5 separate regions of the Homo sapiens genome follow, and regions 2, 3, 4 and 5 are each linked to region 1. Evidence: chromatin contacts called from ENCODE Hi-C or POLR2A ChIA-PET data. All regions are on one chromosome and are shown on one strand. Each heading gives the region's core, a stretch centred on a gene start or an enhancer-like site at or near the end of the contact. The rest is flanking DNA. Distances are from core to core; before and after follow the strand shown. Region 1 has its middle 48 kb from the start of CDCA7. Region 2 holds the start of LINC01305 (long intergenic non-protein coding RNA 1305). Region 3 has its middle 27 kb from the start of LINC01960. Region 4 has its middle 22 kb from the start of LINC01960. Region 5 has its middle 22 kb from the start of SP3.

What was found. Hi-C counts contacts between places; a loop is a spot of excess contacts on that map. ChIA-PET counts read pairs that join two places held with the same protein, here RNA polymerase II (POLR2A). Pooled maps may share reads with other maps.
Region 2: a loop to region 1 is called in a map of naive thymus-derived CD4-positive, alpha-beta T cell, with 8 times the contacts of the local background. The contact joins the promoter of LINC01305 here to the enhancer-like site in region 1. A Hi-C loop is called at or near these places in 3 of 168 maps with a recorded cell type or tissue (esophagus muscularis mucosa, mucosa of descending colon and naive thymus-derived CD4-positive, alpha-beta T cell) and 6 of 50 pooled maps. POLR2A ChIA-PET finds 5 or more read pairs at or near these places in 1 of 52 experiments (activated B cell).
Region 3: a map of K562 shows a loop between it and region 1 (5-fold over the local background). The contact joins two enhancer-like sites. A Hi-C loop is called at or near these places in 33 of 168 maps with a recorded cell type or tissue (CD4-positive, alpha-beta T cell, CD4-positive, alpha-beta memory T cell, GM12878 and 23 more), 25 of 37 single-sample maps with no recorded cell type and 39 of 50 pooled maps.
Region 4: a map of HepG2 shows a loop between it and region 1 (7-fold over the local background). The contact joins two enhancer-like sites. A Hi-C loop is called at or near these places in 2 of 168 maps with a recorded cell type or tissue (CD4-positive, alpha-beta T cell and HepG2) and 8 of 50 pooled maps. POLR2A ChIA-PET finds 5 or more read pairs at or near these places in 1 of 52 experiments (PC-9).
Region 5: POLR2A ChIA-PET joins it to region 1 with 10 read pairs in A673. The contact joins two enhancer-like sites. POLR2A ChIA-PET finds 5 or more read pairs at or near these places in 2 of 52 experiments (A673 and activated CD4-positive, alpha-beta T cell).

The regions. Positions count from the first base shown.
Region 1 is chr2:173,401,110-173,403,959 of GRCh38, forward strand. No RefSeq gene overlaps it. Among named protein-coding and RNA genes, the nearest start is that of CDCA7, 48 kb to the left of the region's middle. RefSeq lists a silencer at 1,387-1,556. Within about 2 kb of position 1,447, at least 2 of the 41 ENCODE cell types and tissues checked have a DNase peak (open chromatin) inside an H3K27ac peak, as active enhancers do.
Region 2 is chr2:174,324,687-174,327,536 of GRCh38, forward strand. LINC01305 (long intergenic non-protein coding RNA 1305) reads left to right here and starts at 1,341. Exons shown (of 3, transcript NR_038897.1): 1 at 1,341-2,724. RefSeq lists enhancers at 1,445-2,262, 1,730-1,849.
Region 3 is chr2:174,050,421-174,053,270 of GRCh38, forward strand. No RefSeq gene overlaps it. Among named protein-coding and RNA genes, the nearest start is that of LINC01960, 27 kb to the left of the region's middle. RefSeq lists an enhancer at 1,070-2,269. Within about 2 kb of position 1,456, at least 4 of the 41 ENCODE cell types and tissues checked have a DNase peak (open chromatin) inside an H3K27ac peak, as active enhancers do.
Region 4 is chr2:174,002,299-174,005,148 of GRCh38, forward strand. No RefSeq gene overlaps it. Among named protein-coding and RNA genes, the nearest start is that of LINC01960, 22 kb to the right of the region's middle. Within about 2 kb of position 1,478, at least 4 of the 41 ENCODE cell types and tissues checked have a DNase peak (open chromatin) inside an H3K27ac peak, as active enhancers do.
Region 5 is chr2:173,985,580-173,988,429 of GRCh38, forward strand. No RefSeq gene overlaps it. Among named protein-coding and RNA genes, the nearest start is that of SP3, 22 kb to the left of the region's middle. Within about 2 kb of position 1,458, at least 6 of the 41 ENCODE cell types and tissues checked have a DNase peak (open chromatin) inside an H3K27ac peak, as active enhancers do.

The DNA of each region.
Region 1 (2,850 bases), core at 197-2,696:
TGGAGTTGCCTAAGAAATCTTTAAGAACTTCACAATATTGAAATCAACTCTTTCAAATGGCATGAAGAATTTTTTGGTTATTAACTCCACCATCTCCCGTTAGCTAAGCTCATTTGTTTTCCCTTGAGAGAAGAGCTCTTCTAGCATCTAATCATACCTAATCTTTCTGCAAAGTTGTTTTCCTAAAAAATTGTGTAAATCAAGTTTTTGTAAATCTAGTCATATGTTTTATGCATCAGGGGAACTTGGAATGTAAAGGAATCTCATGGTGTATGCATACTTCTGTAAAATGAAGATTTGCTCCCTTATTTATTCATTTTTGTAAATCTGAATAATTATTTACTGAGTTGAAGGAGGTATGCCTTTATTTAGGCTTTTGCATTTGGTATCTTTCCATTTTTTATTTTCAAGGTGCCCCAAAATGGCCACACATTCCACCTTTGGAGGAGGAAAACACAGCCAACATGCTCCCTAATTCTAAGTCATAAAGAGCCTCGAAATTCTGTGCCAGTAGTTCATAAGGAGTCCTCGTTTGATCTAGAAAACCAGCAGAAAACCTTGCCGCTGTCCCACAGGAGAGATACACATTTCACACTGACTGGGTTCTACTCCTTCCTTCTTTCCCTTCTTCTTCTCCTTTAGCAAATGAAAAGATGCACAGTACTTGCGATTTCAAATAGAATGGTGTCTGTTAAAGCTTTACCTAGGAGGAATTCCCCAAATCAAGGGACATGGAATTACTCAGCCACAGGAATTCTGGAGAATCCGGTCTCTGAAGATGAAGCTAGAAATGAGCAAAGGTTTACTGTTCGTTGTTTTCCTCGGCAGACAGCGCAGGGTCCTTATGGCATGGAAAGGCTGAGCTGTTGGAGCAGAGTGAAACCTGATTCCCAACATCTGTGCTCTAGACCCCACTCCGAAGGGGGACTTTCTGGAGGTATTTTTCTACTCTCCGTCCCCTGGGTCCCAATTAAGGGAAACACTTTTTTTAGACATGTTATTATCCCATGATAGAAAAGCAGGACTCACTGTTCCTCCTTCCCTCCTTCCCTCCTTTCTTCCTTCCCTCCCTCCCTCCCTCCCTCTCTCCCTCCCTTCCTCACTTTTTCCTTTCTTCCTTTCCCCCATCTAGATGAGCAATGCAAAAGGTCTGGTATTTGAGAAATGTAATTATATTAGTGATAAACTTCATGGTTTAATTTGGGAAATCTCCCAAACCTAAATTCCCAGCCCGGAGGAGTCCAATTAGATCTGGGCTGGGAAAACTAGAATATATTTCAGCGAAGGGGAAATAACCAAGGGGAAGCGAGAACCGCGAATGGCCAAACACTGATGTCGGCTCAAGTCCTCCTCGGAAAATGCCTGTGTATGAGGATAAAGTGGCTGGTGGAAAGTTCACTCAATCAGGGCTGCACGGTCTTGTGGAATAAAATACGTCCAGACAGGGTTACGACGTGCTTTGGATTCCAGCAGGGGGAGCTCTGACTCTGGAAACCGGTCAGTGGCCACCGAACGCTGTTTCACCGGGTCTAGACCTTTGGAGATCAGCGTTCTCTGGTCGCCAAGGTTGGTAACAAGGTCCGTGGGTAATGTCGCTGAACCAGAAACAGAGGTCTCCCTTTGCACAGTCCCCGGTGAGGAAAGCAGTTAACACCTCTGTAGAAACACAGCTGAAGAGGCATTTTAGGAGCAGGTGACCAAAGTCTTACAAAGGCAGCCGGGAAAAAGTCAGGGATGGAAATTAAAGCCCCCGTTTCCTCCTCTTTTTCCCTTCCATACCCCTAGGCATAACTGTTTCTCACTCGGGGGCTGAGCTCTGATATGACATCCTGTGAGGATACCTTTAGCAGGGGGAGCCACAACCCCAATTTTAAAAACTGCCTGTGGTTGGGATGAGCTAGATTTCCTGATGCCATCAGTCAGCTCTGGGCACTGCTGCGCCCTGCTGCTCTCACTTTGGGTGCCTAGGAAGGAGAAACACAATACCTTCGTGCTGTAGCTACATCAGTGCCAAGAGACCCCACTTCCCACGTCTTCTGGACTTGGCTCAGAAGCATCTGCAGAGAGACAAGGAAGCCCCACAAAATGTGGACAAATGCCATTCCAGCCCATGAAATAGCTGAGAAAGAGGGGCTCGGCACAGCATTTTCTAAGCTACGTTGTGTGAAAGGTTGCTGGACCCTAAGGGGCTCCCAGGTATTTATTTCATGCGGTAAAAAGTGTTCTGATGTCAGAGTCTGAGAAAGCCTGTAGGCACTATCTGTGCATTCCCCACTCCCCCAACTTTTGTGGAAAGAAATCTTGTTACAAGTCCTATAAGTTCTACAGTCCAAACAAACAAATGAAAAAGCCCACTTAAATTTGTCTGATCCAGCACTTCCAAAACTTATCTGACCATGACGACCATGACATTTTGTCTTTTCCTTTCCACAAAGCACCTATGTTCTAGGCACTTGTGTCTTGTGGAGCATACCTTGAGAAATACTGAGTATGCATAAAAGAGCAAAGTTCTAGGGGTGAAGAAACTTCTGCATTCCTGTAGATCGGTTCTGATCCTAACGTCTGCTATGATTCTTTTTTTAAGATGGTATTTCGCTCTTGTTGCCCAGGCTAGAGTGCAGTAGTGCAATCTCGGCTCACTGCAACGTCCGCTTCCCAGGCTCAAGCGATTCTCCTGCCTCAGCCTCCTGAGTAGCTGGCATTATAAGAACCCACCACCACACCTGGCTAATTTTTGTATTTTTAGTAGAGATGGGGTTTCACCATGTTGGCCAGGCTGGTCTCGAACTCCTGACCTCAGGTGATCCGCCCCCCTCAGCCTCCCAAAGTGCTTGGATTACAGGCGTGAGC
Region 2 (2,850 bases), core at 91-2,590, 920 kb after region 1:
ACTGGAGCAGCTAACCTTACTCCTTCCAAATCAGGCAGCTGCAGGCTGTCATTGCATTCATCCTCATCCAACCTTGCTTCTGTACTAGGCCCTGTGCTTCCCACACACACACTAAAATTCTGTTTTATAGCGGCTGTTGGCTTTGCCTTTAGTTTCACAGTAAGTTTTAGCTGGGAATGTTATTTCAGTGGAAAATGGAAGGCAAGAACTTTTTTAGCTCAACTATTAATAAGTATGGAGCACATTGTTAGGAATTTTCCTATATAGTTTTATTTAACCTTCATAACAATCCTTCAAAGTCGAAATTATTAGCTTCATTTTAGAGAGAAGGAAACACAAGTTTCAAGGCCCGCCCAAGGTCACAGGGCCTTAAGTGGTGGGCCTTAAGTGGTGGGCCTTAATTCACACCCACCTCCTGAGACCTCCAAAGGGCTTGTGCTTACCCAGGAGCCCTAGCTATCAGCTCTGTTGCCTTTCTTTTCCTTATCCTAGCTTAAAAACAACTGCCATCCAGAAAAGGTTAAGTTGACATTCCTAATCAAAAGAGTCTGGACCAGACGCGGTGACTCACGTCTGTAATCCCAGCGCTTTGGGAGGCCCAGGTGGGTGGATCACGAGGTCAGGAGTTCGAGACCAGCCTGACCAAGATGGTGAAACCCCGTCTCTACTAAAAATACAAAAAATTAGGCGGGCGTGGTGCCGGGCGCCTGTAATCCCAGCTTCTAGGGAGGCTGGAGCAGGAGAATCGCTTGAACCCGGGAGGCGGAGGTCGCAGTCAGCCGAGATCACGCCACTGCATTCCAGCCTGGGCGACTGGGTGAGACTCTTTTCAAAAAAAAAAAAAAAAGAGTCTGACGCCGTATTTATCTGTCTTGTAGAGGCAGAGGCAGCACTGGTTTGCAGCCCAGCGGTAAGAGGTCTGCCCAACTGATGAGGAGAGTTACAGGCTTGGGAGTAGCTTGGGCCGGGCAGAGGGGAGGCTCTGAATGTAGTAATAGAGAGAAAAAGGTTTTCAGGATTGCACCGATATTTGTGTTTCATTTCCCCCTTGTTCCAAATGCTGTTCAACTTAAGGGAAGAAGAAAGCAGGGAGGGATACCTTATACGAAAACTGTTCCATTCCGAAAATTAAAAACAGCCAGCTGCCATCAAATACCAAGGGCCCTTATATTCAAACTTCAGCTGTAATTTAGTTGGGAGGTTGCAATGGCACCCTAAACTGTCAAATGATTTGACCTTAGAATCCTGCTTACATAAAGCCGGACAATTCCATGCAAGGGGGGTGTCTGGTTACAACTGAAGTTATTGGTTGTTTACGTCCGACTTGTCCGGGAATGGAGCAGAGAAAGAGGAACCAGAAGAAAGAGAAACTCGCGACAACAGAGTTGCCGAAAGAGAAGTGTTGGCGCCTCAAACTTGAGGATCAGCTTCTTGGGCCCCACTCCAGGGTGTCGCGGGGGTCGGGTTCTTTCCGCCGCCCCCCGAAAGATTCTCAGCTAACCCTTTCCCCGCCGAGACCAAGAGGCCCTCACTCTGACACCACTCCGGGAGCCAAGCTACTGTAAGGAGCTGATACCACCCCTCGCCGGCGCGAACCGCCCATCTCCCCAGACCCGCCCACCCCCTGCTGCGAATCCCTGACGTTCTAGCCCGGCGAAGGTCCTCTTAAATTAGGAAACAATAGCTATTTAAGAAGAAGCGCAAATAACCCGCGCTCTGCGCGCCCAATCGTGGGATTCTTGGGAGTTCCCCGCGGGCAAGGAAGTCTGCTGCTCCCCGCAGCTGCGGAGGAGAGGAGGGAGCCTGCGTGCTGGGGCAGGGTGTCGCGAACTTGGGGCAACCCACCTCCAGAGCCCCGCCCCCGCTTTCCCGCCTGCCGGGGACCTGCCGAACGCGGAACCACCCTCCTTCCTGAGGCAAATTTGGGAGGGGAGAGGTCCAGAAGCTGTAGAGTCGGGGCGCCAAGCGCCAGATTCTGCCGCTCGGAAGTTGGGGGCAGTCCCCAGTCCCGCCTCAGGCCCCCGCGCTCACAGGGCGCTCCGCCGAGGGCGCGGGCCAGGCGCGCGGTGTCACCTCCACGAAGTCATTTACTTGCCCTGAAGGAGCTGGCCCTCGACCCCTTGGAGGATGGAGATTCCTCCCATTCCCTCCTCCGCCTCCCCCAGGTCGGCGAAGAGACGTGGAATTGAGCTGGACCGATGATTCCGCGAGCTCTGTAATTATGCACACACTGAAATCTTCACCGTTGACTTAAGTTACTTGGCGCTGCGAGGGCTGGGGCCCTGCATATTGATTAAATGCAGCCTCTATTTACCTAAACAATAAATGTAGAGATTAGCAACGTTCACTTGATCACAATAATGGGATTGACAATTAAGGGGCAATGCATCCCAGATGTAGCGGAACCTATGGGCTGCGTGCAGCAGGCAGAGGGCTTCTCAGAGAGGGGCGCTGGGCAGTTGCGGCGGCGGAGGTAGTGCAGAGCAGGAAGCAGCGCGGAAGCACAGCGGGAGGCGGAGGGGGACGCCCAGCCTCGTCAAGGTCTTCGGCCACCCCGCCCGGGAGGCTCGAAACTGGCTTTGGGGTACCTGAATGCCTCGACTCCCAGGGAGACATCGGGAGCTCGGAGCCACTCTCCCTGTGGCGATGGCACCTGCCTCAAGGCCGTCTCGCTTGCTGATGCCTGGCCGGGAAGGAGGATGGACGCCGCTGGCATGTGCCCTGGTAAGTGTGTCTGTTTGTCATCAGTGTACATTCTGCATGTGGCAGCAGGGCGAGGGGGAGGCGCACGTGTCTAAAGTGCACGGAGCCTTCCTCTACCCCTATGTATATACCCTTCAGTCAATGTTC
Region 3 (2,850 bases), core at 206-2,705, 650 kb after region 1:
AACAAATATATTTTCTGTTACCTTCTAGTTCCAGCAAGTGAGACTACTCATCCACATTCTAAAATCTACAAATCTCTGAAAAATGAAAGCTTTTTTTGTAATGTTGGGGCCAAAGCTCCTTGAGGCAAGCTATATATAGCTTCTGTCCTACTTGGTGTAAATAGTCATACATTTCTCTGAGAAATATTTATTGATTCTTTGGCTTCTGGGGGTGTTAACTACTGCAGGGCGTATGCTCTATATCTCCTTTCTAAATCAGAAAAAAATCTGAATTCCAAAACATATCTGGCACTATAGTTTTCCATTTTATGGTTGTGATATAGTTCAAAAGTAAATTTACGCCAGGAGTGGTGGCTCGCACCTGTAATTTCAACACTTTGGGAGGCTGAAGCAGGAGGATCACTTGAGTCTAGGAGTTGGAGATCAGCCTGGGCAACAAAGCAAGACCCCATCTCTATTTATTAAAAAATAAAAATGAAAATCAGTAAATAAATTTAAATAAAAAGAACAAGTCATTTAAAGAAAAACAGTAAATAAATTGTAAATACAAATTACCTGTATTTTTAAGTTTCTCTTTTACTTTTTCCCACTCTTCAAATAAACACACTAATTACTAGCACCAAAAACAAAACAAAGAATCTGCTTTGCCTTCAGGGTCCAATCTAAACTCCTCCACCCCCTGGCCATACCACGGTCCTGCTATATACCAGGCCTGCTCATGCCTCCAGGCCTTTACACGTTCTGCTAGTCTCCTTAAAATGCTTTTCCCACTTCTTTCCCTGGCAAACTCTAGGCCCTTCTTCCAAACTCAGCTCAGATGCTACCTCCTGCAGGAAGCCCTCCCTGGTTGCATCAGTCTTAATTAAGTGGTCATCCTGTGTGGTCCCGTGGTATGCTGCACACAATACTGTAGGTTAGGAAGGGGTTTGACCCCTAGCTCTGCCTCTTTTCAGCTGGATAATTCGGGTCACTTAATTATGCTCACTAAGCCTAATTAGTAAGATGAGTAATGATAGTTACTATTTATTGAATTCATGCATTATTCTAAATGCTTCACATGTGTAAATTCATGTAATCTTCACAACAAACCTGAGAGGTAGAAACTGTTATGATCCCCATGTAACATATCAGGGAATTGAAGCCCTGGGAGGGTAATTCCTTCTCAAAGTCACAATAGGCAGGGGCAGCCAGGACTTCTTCCCCTGTTTCTCTTATTCCCCACTGCAGAGTAGCTAGGGAAGAGCCTATATCACAGGTTACCAGGAGAATAAAATGAGATAGCCCAGGTCAAAGGCTTCATCTTTGCAGGCTACCCCTGGCCAAGCCTGTACTTGATACCCGAGACTTGGCAGGCACTTATTTATCTGCCTCTGAAGCTAGCTCAGCCAGGGGGCTGCAAGCCGCTGTTCTCTGCTGCTCCTCTTGGTTTTATCATTGCCTCATTGGAATCTTCCTGCCTGGCCCAAGCTGGGTGGGGCCTCTCCACAGTGCTTTCTACTGTAATCAGTATTTACAATTTTGGCCTCTCCCTCTGAGCTCAGCAGAAAGAAATGTGCCCCACGCACATTTGCCTTTCATCTAGCGCCCTGCACAGGGTTTGAACCAAAAGAACTTCATAAACATGAGAAGAATAAACGATGAAATAAATGCATGGATGAAAGGATGGATGGATGAACAAAGAAGGAATGGACACATTTTTGTCTTTAGAATTTCTAACACAAGGACATACCATAACTAGCGCAGAGTGAAAAACATTATCCAGATAACACTCTTCTAACCAGACGTTCAGAGACTGAACTTTGAAAACAAAGGGAAGGAAAGAAAACAGCTCTTTGCACTGCACTGCACTGTATGTCTGCACTTGGAGTAAAATAATGTGGTAGTGATATTCAGCTCTCATGGTCTTCCCTTGAGATGGGAAGCTGGAAAAGGAGCGGTTGACATTCATGATAAAGCTAAAACATCTTAACGGGCACTGAATAAGTTTGATGTTATAAATGCCATTTATAAGCGAATCTGAGGCAAGATCCTAAACAACAGAGAACAGCTGCGGCACATGAGCACTTACTGACAGGCTCCAGGCCACACAGGCTCTGGATTTGACGACTGCCACACTTCAGCACTGGCGCAGGAGCTGCTTATGGAAAAGCTGCATAGATGGCCCAATAACCACCCAAGACAGAAAGCCTATATTTCGATGATTTGCAAAAGGATGAAATGACATTGTCATTCAGTTTATTAGATTACTGCTTCTTATCTCCTTTCTCCTCTTTTAAATTTGGCACTAGGAGGATAACATATTCACTAATGATTGTGGTTTTTAAAGGTAAAAATGTTTAATTATGAGATAAGAGGAAATTATTTGCTGGAGAGCACGGAGCAGCCCGTGTGAGTACAGGAATGGCACCCTTAGGCACTGCTGTTTAATTTACAAGCTATTTATCTCCTCACCTACACCCAGCAGAAACAATTAGCACTTGGTAATTTGTTGATCTTATCTAAGTCATAGGATCTGTTATCATAGTTGCCACCACTGTAAAGGCTACACTATGTGAAATGAACAATTTAGAAATGGCTGGCTATTCGGTCATGCTCATTTAACTTGTTTTGAATTTATTTTAGACTGGTGAAGTCTTCACATTTTGGTCTCACTTCTAAATCAATGCATTAATTTTGGGAGGGATTTTAAGACGTTTTCAGAGACTTGTATTTAATACTATCACAGTGGGGACCAGACTCCTTTTCCAAGGAGCCACCCAGACCCCTTTTCCAAGGAGCCACCCAGACCCTCAGAAAGCAGTACCTGTGGAAACACAAGTGAACGGGATGAAGAATGATGCGATCTTGTAT
Region 4 (2,850 bases), core at 228-2,727, 600 kb after region 1:
CATGGTATCTACCCAAAAGAGTTGAAAACCTATGTCCACACAAAAACCTATGCACAGATGTTTATAGCAGCATTATTCATAATTGCCAAAACTTAGAAGCCACCAAGATGTCCTTCAGTAGGTGAATGAATAAATAAGTTGTGGTATATATCCAGACAACGGAATGTTATTCGGTACTAAAAGGAAATGAACTATTAAGCTATGAAAAGACATAGAGGAACCTTAAAAGTATATTAACAAGTGAAAGAAGCCAATTTGAAAAGGCTATATGCTGTATGATTCCAACTACATGATATTCTGGAACAGGCAAAACTTGAAGAGAGTAAAAAGATCAGTGGTTGCTAGGGTTTGGAGGGAAGAAGGAATAATAGGTGGGGACACAAAGGATCTTTAGGACAGTAAAAATACTCTGTATGACACCACTGCATAATAATATACAAAGTATATATAATTATACACTTGTCCAAACCACTAGAATGTACAACACTATAAGTGAGCCCTAATGTAAACTATGCACTTTGGATGATAGTGATGTGTCAATGTAGGTTTATCAGCTGTAACAGATACCAACCCCTCTGGTAGGGGATGTTGATAGTAAGGGAGGCTGTGCATGCGTGGAGGCAGGAGATATATGGAAAATCTGTACTTTCCTCTTCATTTTTCTATGAACCTAAAACTGCTCTTTAAAAAGTCTTAGCCAGGCACAGTGGCTCACGCCTGTAATCCCAACACTTTGGGAGACTGAGGCGGGTGGATCGCTTGAGGTGAGGAGTTCGAGATCAACCTGGCCAACATGGTGAAACCCCACCTCCACTAAAAATACAAAAATTAGCTCTGTGTGGTGACACACACCTGTAATCCCAGCTACTCAGGAGGCTGAGGCAAGAGAATCGCTTGAACCTGGGAGGCAGAGGTTGCAGTGAGCCAAGATCGTGCCACTGCACTCCCGCCTGGGCAACTAAAGTGGCCTTTGGCCTTGAATAACACCAGTGGCAGTCACGCAGATTGGCCATGGCCCTTGGGTGAACCCCAATGTTGTGCTGGTCTTCAGGGCTTCAGATGCAACTCAGCATAGTTGCAACTGTGGTGGCTACAGGAGTGCCTGTGTCACCCACCTCCAACACTGGGCAGGCCAGTACAGAGAAAGACTCCTGACTGAAGGAAAGGGAAGGTAGAGAGCAAGAGACTCTGCCTGGTAACCTGGGGAATTCTCCCAATTATCTGCCCAAGTCCATCAAGACTGTGTATGTAGGAGTAAAGTCTTTCCAAAAGTTTCTCTGGCAAACTGCATCTGAGAGACTTCTGCGACTCCGGATCAGAATAGCAGTGAGCATGCTTTTGGATGCAAGTAACAGAAAATAACCAAGGGAGCTCCTTGGTGATGTAACTGAAAGTGCAGAGGTAGATCGGGCTTCGGGTGTCGATCCAGCGGCTCACCGCTGTCCTCAGGACCAGTTTCTGCCACTCTGCCCTGCCACATGCAGCACTGGCTCCACCGTCAGGCTGGCTCTGCTTCTGGGTGTAGGATGGTGGCCAGAAACCTGCAGGCCATATGCTGTATCATTTGGGGATGCTTCTGCTCAGCATTCCAAGCCAGAATTCCAAGGTTTATCCTGAAGAGGATCCTCCTTGACATCTCTTTTCTCTCACATTCAAGTCTGTTAGTCTTTTCTCTCACATTCAAGTCAGCTGCCACTAGCCTACTGCCAGCCACCAATGTCTCCCACCCGGCTTAGCGGCTCGCCTTCTAAACAGTCTCCCTCCTTCCACACCTGTTCCCCTTACAGCAGCCTGAGTCATACTTCAAAAATGTAAGCCAGATAACGATTGGAAGCGACAGACGCTGGGGAGCCCAATAGTGAGGAGGGTGGGGGGTGGTGAGGGTTGAAAAATTATCTATTGGGTACAATGTTCACTGGGTGACGGTTTCACTAGCTCAGATCACAATATTACACAATATATCCATGTAACAAACCTGCACAGGTACGCTCTGAATCTAAAAAAAAAAAAAAAAGTCAGTCAGAGCATGTTACTGCTCAAACCCTCCAGTGGCTCCCCATCTCACTCAGGAAAAGCCAATGAACTTGCAATGGACTCCAAGGGTATGATGTGGCTCCCTTGTAACCTTTCTGAATTTAGCTCAGCCACCCTCTCCCTCTCTCACTCCAATTCAACCATCCTGGCCTCTAAATTGTTCCTGGGAAACATACCAGGTGTGTTCACCTTCTGACTGGGGACTTTACACTAGTTGTCTCCTATGCATGAGACACTTTTCTAGAGAGCCACGCTGCTCACTTTTCAGTCACTTTTTCAGTGAGGCCTACTTAGAACACCCCATTTAAAATTGCAACCTGGCCCAGGGTGGTGGCTCACATCTGTAATCTCAGTACTTTGGGAGGCTGAGAAGGATCACTGGAGTCAGGAGTTCCAGACCAGCCTTGGCAACAAAGCAAGACCTCATCTTTACAAAAAGAAATTAAAAAATAAAACACTGTGACGCCTGCAGTTCCCCACACTCACATCTTCTATCTTGCTTATTTTTTCCCCATAGTACTGCTTACCTAGTATGTTTATGGATTTAACTCACTGTTTTTCCCGGCTAGAATGCAGGGATTTTTGTCTATTTGTTTTATTGACATTTCCCTGACCCTAGAACAGGGTCTAGCAGATACTCAAAAAGTTTTGTCAAATGAATGAATGAGACTGGCTCAGGACACCCACTCTATTTCTGTATGCTTAGGGAGGAAATGCCTAAATCCGAAATGCTGGGAGTGTTTCCAAAGTAAGACCAAGCTTGATGTCTCCAGAGCTTGGAATTTGGATTCTGCTCAAGAAAAAAAACTGGTAAGA
Region 5 (2,850 bases), core at 208-2,707, 580 kb after region 1:
GAGCACATTCCTGATTATCAAAGCAGCAGAGGCACAAAGATAGGGTGGCTTTCTTCTCTTTTTCTCCTTTTCTTCACAGTTTACTATTTGTTACTTACATATCCACTCACATATCAACACACCCTTAGTTCTGTACAATCAGTGTCTCCAAAGGTCAATATGATCTTGGCGACCATTTCAGCTTACTGACTGAATTGTATTACAGCATGATTATACACAAGATGTTGATTAACTGATAATGGGCAGAGTCATAAATGTCAGGCCAACCATTCCACAGGCAAGGGTCAATGCAAGTGGTACAAGGCTACACCATTTAGTGGCTACATGGATAGTAGCTTAGCTAGTGATTCTAAATACACCACAACTACACAGAGATCAGCCCTAGGACTCAGGGTGATTTTAGAGTGAATGCAGTTAGGTAAGTCAGATAATCTCACATTGCTCATTTAGCTTATCATAAGTTTATTTATTTGTCATTCAACAAGCAGGTATGGAGTGCCTATGTGTGGAAACCATCATTAAATGGAACAAAAGTCCTACCTATTAGAATGAAGTTTACATTCCAATAGAGAAGAGTCCCACGTGGGCATCATCTGTCAATCCTGTGGTAGTTGTGCATTTTCTCTAAGTCTCAATTCTTGGAGGTTATTACCTTGCTTGTCCCTGGTATTTGTATCTCTGCGCCCCAAATGACTTTGTTTTCAGCACCTTGGGTATTTGGAGAAGTAGGGTCTCTGCATTTCTGGGCCCCAGGTCCAACCCAATCCTCTCTTATGTGTTAAAGAGGCCCCTTTCCTTACTACCTCAGGGGCTTCTTAAGCTCTTAGGCCTCGGCCTTTAGGGGCTTGTTAGGCTCTGGCCCTCAGGGATCTCTGACTTCTCCCAGAGACTTCTAGGACAGAGGCTGAGAAAATATGAGTGGGTCCAGCTTAACCCACTTACTTCCTAGATGAGGAAACTGAGACCAGAAAAGCAAAGTGACTTGCAAGTGTCACACAGAGAGATGTAGATGTGTCTGTCCCCTGCTTCCTTCCTCTCAGCCTAGTGCTTTTCTGTCACATTAGATGACATGCCCTGTGAGGTCTAACAGAAGTGCCAAAGGTGGCTGAAGAACAGAAGTGACTACAGCAGGATGCGTGATCAGACAGAGCTCATGCTTAAGAGTACAATAGAGAGGACTGATTTCTTGTTAGATGGGAAATCTTGAGTACTTTGGTATCACATCTTCTTCATCACCCCAAACAGGATGAAATCAAGGCAAGGAAGCTGGTGTTGGGTGTCCTGAAAGCTGCTGCAGATATAGGCCAGGCAATAGTTAAGTTAGAATTTAAAAAACTTTGTTCCATCAACTCATCCATTTATATGCTTTCGTAATTGTTTACCCAGTTTACTAGGATGAGCCAATTTCGAAAGGGTCCAATGTTGTCACAGCTGGGCTGGACTATGCTAAGAGGAAAGAATTTTTCTAGATCTCATTCAATATTGGGACCAGGAACAACAGCTGCCTGAGCCAACAGTTCTGATGAATATGGGACAGAGAGAACTGAAACCATGGGAAGCTTAAGCTTGCTTACCATCTGAGAAAACCCTAACAAAATTTAAAACTTTAATAAGAAACCATATGATCCAAGATACCGACACTCATTAGCTTTCAACTGTCCTTACCAATGAATCCATTAGCAATTAAACAAGACCATGGGTTTCGTGTTAGATTTAATTTCTTCAGGGTACCAGTTTTATGGCTTGGGGCAAGTTCCTTAACTTTCCTGAGGCTTTTCTACCCACGAAGTGGAGATAATAAAACTTCTCTGATCTTCCTCTCTAGGTTTGTGAAAATTAAATAAGCAAGCATATGAACACTTTTTATAAACTGTACAGCACTGTAAAATTTTAATTATCATTATCAATTAGCATTTAACTATAAAACTTCCTTAATTAAGCTCAATTTTAAATTTAGTAACAACATGAACTTGAAACTATGCTTTGGGGGGCTTACATGTTACCAATGTCAATTTTTTTTTTTCTTTTGAGATGGAATCTTGCTCAGTTGCCCAGGCTGGAGTGCAGTGGCACAATCTCGGCTCACTGCAACCTCCGCCTCCTGGGTTCAAGCAATTCTTCTGCCTCAGCCTCCCAAGTAGCTGGGATTACAGGCGCCCACCACCATGCCCAGCTAATTTTTGTATTTTTAGTAGAGATAGGGTTTCACTATGTTGGCCAGGCTGATCTCAAACTCCTGACCTCAGCCTCCCAAAGTGCCGGGATTACAGGTGTGAACCACCATGCCCAGCCCCAGTGTCAATATTTTAAAATTCAAAGAAACAAAACAAATTCCTTCAGGTATAATCATGTGAATGAAAATAGTCTTTCATTCATTCATTCATTCTTTTTAAATAAATATACAATTTCTTTTCCTTATCACAGAGAAAGTTAAAAAGAGAGCCACTAGGGTGAGTTTGTTTTACACACTTTATGGAGCAGATAACGTATTGTTTACTCAATTGCTGAGTTCTGGAGGAGAACTCCAATCTGAATTCTACTCAGTATTAGCTACCTATCCTTCAGGGCCTCACACTTGGATGACTTAAGAAAATCTTGTTCCTTCAAACCCTGTACTTTTATTTTTTACCACGGAAATGTTTATTCCTCTGTCCCAAATTGCATGAAAACCTTCTTTGCTGAGATAAGCAAAGCTTTGCCACTTTTGGTAGCTTTAATCAAAAACTGATTCTACAGATTTGGCTGCCCAGACAAGTTGACTGATGGAAAGATATTTATTAACATGCACAGGACTGAGGGATACCTGTACAATGTAATAATTCTTAAATCCACATCTGCCAACCTTTAAGG